Linked DNA regions of Mus musculus: region 1 is linked to region 2. The links are chromatin contacts, found by Hi-C in ENCODE. All regions are on one chromosome and are shown on one strand. Each heading gives the region's core, a stretch centred on a gene start or an enhancer-like site at or near the end of the contact. The rest is flanking DNA. Distances are from core to core; before and after follow the strand shown.

Evidence for each region. A loop is a pair of places that touch in the nucleus more often than their neighbours do.
Region 1: a map of gastrocnemius shows a loop between it and region 2 (3-fold over the local background). The contact joins two enhancer-like sites. A Hi-C loop is called at or near these places in 7 of 37 maps with a recorded cell type or tissue (Patski, adrenal gland, gastrocnemius and 1 more).

What each region holds. Positions count from the first base shown.
Region 1 is chr13:48,806,551-48,809,908 of GRCm38, reverse strand. Phf2 (PHD finger protein 2) reads left to right here. Exons shown (of 22, transcript NM_011078.3): 18 at 2,033-2,304. Among named protein-coding and RNA genes, the nearest start is that of Phf2, 63 kb to the left of the region's middle. Within about 2 kb of position 2,093, at least 1 of the 3 ENCODE cell types and tissues checked has a DNase peak (open chromatin) inside an H3K27ac peak, as active enhancers do.
Region 2 is chr13:49,000,108-49,003,478 of GRCm38, reverse strand. No RefSeq gene overlaps it. Among named protein-coding and RNA genes, the nearest start is that of Fam120aos, 34 kb to the right of the region's middle. Within about 2 kb of position 1,601, at least 1 of the 3 ENCODE cell types and tissues checked has a DNase peak (open chromatin) inside an H3K27ac peak, as active enhancers do.

The DNA.
Region 1 (3,358 bases), core at 844-3,343, 190 kb after region 2:
TACTGCTGGAAGGTGATACTATGTTAGTGGAGGATACTGTGCTGGAGTGGGTACTGTGCTGGCGAGGATACTGTGCTGGAGGGAGATCTCTGGCTGCAATGCCATGTGCTGCCACTGCTGTTCATCACCGTGATTCTGGTCCTGAGCTTGCCATGAGATTATCTCCTAACACAGCTTCTTTTCAGAGGCTCTGACGCTTTCTCCTGCAAAGGTCTTCCTAGAAGTGCTCCAGGTATTTGGTTGTAGTTTGCAGGTATCCAGGATAGAACAAGGGAAACGCTGGAAAGTAAAGGGGTCTCAGGAGAAGAGGTACCATGGAGTACAGGGAGGAGACAGTGTGCCTCTAGACCATGACCACCTAAGTGGCTCATGTAGCAGGTGTCTCTGGTACTAGTAGTGTTTTCTTTTCTAGGCGGGGCTCATCTGAGTTAGAGTGAGTACCAGAAAAATCCCCAGAGGGAGCTCCCACAGGGTCAGGTCTTCATGGTCGGCTCTCTACCTGGGCGTTGTGCAGCCATTGGGATCCTGTGCCACTCCCCAACTCAGACTCTCCTGACAGGGCCTAGGTGTGGGTGTTTTTAAAGCTGTCCAGGTGGTTCTTGCCCAGACAGCTGGGAAGCCTAGGCTGGAGGAGGTGAGTGGGCTGGGCCAGCACAGGGCCCCGAGAAGTCAGAGCCGGATCCTGTCTGAGAGCCTGGTGGAGACTGTGGAGACCACCAGGAAGCTGCTCAAGACCCAACCCCTGGGTTCTTTACAGTCTAACAGCATCCAGGCCTCAGGCCTGTGGAATGATGATGAGCACTGCTCCCTAATCCCAGTTTGGGATGCTCTTTCTGGAAGGCAGGGCACCAGTGTACCCTGGGGGAGATGAGGGCGTGGGGCAGTAGACAGGGGCATTGCTAGGAAAGTGCAGAAAGGGCATGGCAGCCAGGACAGGACTTGGCAGAGGATTACAGATGGAGCCCTGTGGTCAGTCCTTCATGGAGGGACCCAGAGAGGGAAACCTGGCTAAGCTGAGGCATGGCTGTGCCTAACCAAGAGATGTGTAGATACAGATAGAGATTGTGTGTGTGTGTGTGTGTGTGTGTGTGTGTGTGTGTGTGTGTGTGTACAGGTGTACATGGTGAGGGTGCAGGGCTGAGTACAAGTGTACATGAGGGTATGTGCAGGTGTACACAGAGCTGTGGGTGCAGGCACAGCTGTAGATGAAGGTGTAGGCATAAGGGTATAGGTGTAGGTGAGGGTATAGGTGTAGGTATAGATGTGGTGTAGGTATAAATGGGGGTATAGGTATAGATAGGGGTGTAGGCGTGGATGGGTTGTAGGTGTAGATGAGGGTGTAGGTGCATGTGTAGATGGAGGTGTATGCACATGTAGATGTGGGGGTGTAAATACAGATGAGAGTGAGTACAGATGTAGGTGAGTGTGTGTGTGTGTGTGTGTGCAGGTAGAGGTGAGACCAGGGCACAGGTATAGGTGTGGGCTTGGTGAGCGTGTGGGTGTCGATGGAAGGTGTAGATGAGGGTCTGGATTCATACTTGGACGTGCATCACCTTGGAAGAGTGTGTCATGGGAGAGATGTGGGGACTCCTCGTTCTCAGTGTAGGACTGCGGAGAAGGAATGTTCCTTGCCAGGACTGAGGTCAGGCTATGGAAGAGCATAGAGAGCTGGCAGCTGGACCTCAGGCCAACTCAAAAGATGTGAGAACTGTTGCATTGTGGTGCAAGATTTTATCCCATCTGCCTTCTGGTGTGTGTCCTTATTCCACCCAAGGCCTCATTCCCTCCCTGGAGTGTGACTGGGTGTACAGAGGGGCCTGCCAGACCTTCTCCACTGTTAAGTTTCCAGCCCATATCATTCTGTTAGCCGCTGGCTGCCTGGGCCAGCGAGTATACAGCCAAGGGCTTTGGGCTGCAGTTACAGCACCTTGGACTGCAAACTGTGGGCTGTGGGCTCTAGTCTGTGGTCCAAGTGTCCTGGCTGTGAGCCAAGGGCCATGGCTGAATGCTTGTTGTTTCTCTCTGTCCCCAGCCAGCCCCCTGCCTCCCCCAGCACACAGGAAGCCATTCAGGGAATGCTCTCCATGGCCAATCTGCAGGCCTCTGACTCTTGCCTGCAGACCACATGGGGCACGGGGCAGGCCAAGGGTGGCTCACTGGCAGCCCATGGTGCCCGGAAGATTGGTGGTGGCAACAAAGGCACAGGCAAGCGCCTGCTGAAGAGGACTGCCAAGAACAGTGTGGATCTGGAGGACTACGAGGAGCAGGATCACCTGGATGCCTGCTTCAAGGACTCAGACTATGGTGAGTGTGGCTGCAGGGCAGGGCTGCTGCCTGTAGGGGGCAGCACTGACTAGGAACATGCCAAAGAGGCCCAGGAGCTACAGTCAGGACTGTAAAATCCATCTTGGGCTGGGGTGTGGTGGTTCACACTTTCAATTCCAGCACTCTGGAGGCACAGGCAAGGTGATTCTCTATTCTGCGCTCTGGGCCAGCCTGGTCCACGTAGTGAGTTCCAGGGCTATACAGTGAGACCTTATCTTAAACAAAACAAAATACAACAGTATCCTCTGGAAGCCTGTCATTTTGTGGCCTGGGTAACTACCACCATGCTCCATTTGAGAATATCTTTCTTATAAGGAAACTTTGTCCCCATCCACAGTTTGTCCTTCCCTAGCTTTGGCCACTTGTCACGTACTTCAGGTCTCCGTGGATCTATTTTGGACACACCATCTAAATGGATCGTATAATGTGACTTTTTGAGGGCCCGTGCATGCTGTGGCACATGACAGGATTTCCTTCCTTTCTCAGGCTTAGTAATATTCTTTCCTCTGTATAGGAAGTCCATGCATATGTCATTCCTGGGCTCCTGGGCTCTTGTGTTGGCTGCTGTAAACACGCATGCACAGATCCTCTAGGGACCTGCTCTCGTTCCTGGGCTGTGCTTCCGCTGGATCCTGCTGGGTCACAGGTGGATTTAGCTCTCCAAGGGCTGACCTGACAGATGTCCATGCAGCTGAACGTTTATCAGTGACAGAGCCTTGGGGGCGGGGGGGGGGGTGTCACTGCTCCCATCCTATCTGTAAGATGGAAAAACCAAGCCCCACGGATGATCCTGCGGTCATATGTGAGATCAGAAACCAACAAGGCTCTGGCCTTCTGTAACGGGTACAGGCACCATGCCTCCTTCCAGCAGGGCCTGCCTGACGCAGGTACCTGATTTCTCACACCCCATGTCAGGAGACATTCCAACTTGTGTCAAAGGTGCCAGTCTAGGCTCATAGTGCTTGGGGTTGACTCCGGTTTAGTCCAGGGCCTTCCTGATAGCCAGAGGTTTACTGCTGTCCACTGTGAAGGA
Region 2 (3,371 bases), core at 352-2,851:
GCCAGGCATGGGGGCACAGGCCCTTAATCCCAACACTCAGGAGGCAGAGGCAGGTGGGTCTGTGAGTTTGAGGCCAGCCTGGTCTACAAAGATAATCTAGGACAGTTAAGGCTGTTACACAGAGAAACCCTGTCTCAAAAAATCCAAAAGAAAAAAGACAGACTGACAGACAGAAAGAGAGGAAGAGAAAAGGGACATATACAATTGTCTGTAATCCCCAGTGTGAGCCAGAGACAGGAGAATCCCAGAAACTTGGGTCACACATCAGGACAACAGAGACCTGCCCAGAGATAAAAGGTGAGGAGCAACACCCAAGTTGTCCTCTGATCTCCATATACCCACATTTACATCCACATTCACGGACATGAATGTACACACATACATACATACACATACACACACATGTACACACACAGACACACACACAGACACACACACACATGAGTACATGTATAATAAATAAGTAAATAAAATGGGTGTCCCCCGAGGAATAACATCCGAAATTGATCTCTGGTCTCTTCATGGATTGATACACACATAACACATATACACCTGCACACACACACACACACACACACACACACACACACACACATGTAGTGTCTGAGCCTGGTGATGTACACCTTTAACCTCAGCACTTGGGAGGCAGAGGCAGGTGGGTCTGTGAGTTTGAGGCCAGCCTGGTCTACAAAGATAATCTAGGACAGTTAATTCTCTGTGAATTGAGGACCAGCCTGGTTTATAAAGCAAGTTCCTGGATATCTGGGATTACATAGATAGAACTTGTCACAAAACACAGCATACATACATGTGATGGTTTCTATATGCTCTGCCCAGGCATTATTAAAGGTGTGTGGCCCTGTTGGAGTAGGTGTGTCACTGTGGGTGTGGGCTTTAAGACCCTCATCCTAGCTGCCTGGAAGTTAGTATTCTGCTGGCAGCCTTCAGAGGAAGATGTAGAACTCAGCTCTGCCTGCACCATGTCTCCCTGGATGCTGCCATGCTCCTGCCTTGATGATAATGGACTGAACCTCTGAACCTGTAAGCCAGCCCCAATTAAATGTCCTTGTAAGAGTTGCCTTGGTCATGGTGTCTATTCACATCAGTAAAACCCTAACTAAGATTTACATGCATACATAAAATAAAAAATAAAAGAACTTGTTTTGGAGAAGTACTCTCTCTGGACTCTAGTGCAATCTACAGAACTTGAGAAAATGTCCCTCAGCGTTGTGCTCAGCAGTGGCTGCACTGGACAGCATGTGACTGTCTTCTATGGGGACTATTAACAGGAAATGAAGATTCTGCCCAGCTCTTAGCTCCTGCTTACTGAGACAGAGTCCATGGTGTAGCCTCTGTTTCTACAGGTATGGAACATGTTTTATTTCTGAAGTCTCCCTGTAACTGATCAGCTAGGGACTTTTTATGCTATCCAAACAGGTATTATGGACAGGCAGGGAGAATTGCTTCCTTTGCCAGCAATCTTGGCCCTAAAGCGGGAGATACTAAAGCCCTTGGGCAGACTGTGTCTGAAGGCCTTGCTCAGCTTTGAAGTCTTGGCAGCTTCCCCAGAGGCTTCCAGGGAGAGGGCCTGCAGCACTGTCAGCTCCTCATAGCCCTGCCGTCCTGTTTCTGCTCCCTGTGGTTTTGGCCCTGGCCGTTCTCCATCTTCAGTGCTGCCTATTGCCATTACCCCAACAGACTCTGCCATTGTCACTGTTCCTCTGCTTAATTTCTGTCACTGTCATGTTTCTGGGTGCACTGTACCAACAATAAAAACTCAAAGTAAGGAAGAAAGAGAAGACCTCTCATAACTCCAGACACCAGCATATAAAAAAAAAAAAAAGACCACTCAACTGCCCCCAGATAGCAATGTGTATGTTTATCACCCTGTAATAGAGCTATGTAAAAATTATCTCACATCAGATACACACACGAAATCCCAAAACTTGGGAGGTAGAGGCAGGAGGGTTGTAAGTTTGAAGCCAGTCTGGGCTGCATAATGAAATTTTGTCTCAAACAAAAAGAATGATTTTTGAGTGGGGAGGGGGCACCGATACATGCATGTCTCCGTGGAGGCTACAGGGGTGTCATTCCCTCAGGCACCACTAAGACAGGATGTCTCATCGGTTTGGTGCATCATTGAGCTCCAGGGAGCACTGCTGAGGGGACAGGACCCAGACAGAAGCTCTTCATCTGTTGAACCTTCCTCAAAGCTGATTAACCCATTAGGACTCCAGTGACTGTGCAGAGGTTGGGAAGTTGCAGGTTCACAGCCAAATTACAGTTTATCTTGGGCTATCTCTGGCCCCCTAAACCACCATCCCTTAGTACTCCATGTCTCACCTAACTTCCTGTGACTAACAGATAAAACCCTTCAGAATGTATTAACTGGACAAAACCTCTTTCTACCAGCCAAAAAGTTAAGAGTGTCATCGACTAGCATCTGAAGCCTCTAGCTGCTCTGCTGTAATGTCTTCGCCAATATTTGTAAAAAGTGTCTTCATTTATAACATTCTTTGTTCTGTTGCTAAAACAAACAAACAAACAAAACCCAACTTTATTGAACCATTACCACATTGGAATAAGGAATTTGGGGTAGCCTGAACCTGCATTCCCTAGCCCTGGCCACTCATATTTAGCTTCAGAATAAACACTCTTTCCTTCCCTTTGAGGTGAGAGTTTTGGGTTTGCATTGACCCTACCGGACTCAGCATTCTCTGCATGGGCACTGAATCCCGACCCTTATGCTTACCGGGTGAGTATTTGACCAACTGAGCTCTAAATTGTTGTTATTATTTTCCTTTTCATAGTTTATCATTTCTTTTATTTGGGTTTGAGGTTACTTATTGGACCATGGGCAAATTATCAGACGCTACTCCACTGGAAGAAAAAAAATGTTCCCCCCTCCCCAAGCAGCATTAACTGACTAGCTCCTTACTAAGGGGGAGGCGGTGTGCGGGTCTCAGAAGGCCTTCTTTCATAAATGCTGGAGTGCTGATGGGCTCTGTTTTGTGCAGGTCTTGGGCATGTAACCACAGCTGCTGTGAGTTCATATGTGCAGTGACCATGGCATGACCAGATGACATCATTTCACAGAACTCCTCACCCTTCAGCTCTTACTTGCATCTTACAGGATTTCTCTTTGTAGGCCTGGCTGTCCTGGAACTCACTCTGTAGACCAGACTGGCCTTGCACTCACAGAGATGTTCCTGCCTCTGCCTCTTGAGTGCTAGGACCAAAGGCTTACATCACCACTGCCAGGCTAACTCTTACATTCTTCCCCAACCACTCTTCAGTGACGTCCCCGAGTTTTGAGGAGAGGGTGGACGCGGATGTTATGTTTAGGGTTAAACATTTAACAGTTACCTATA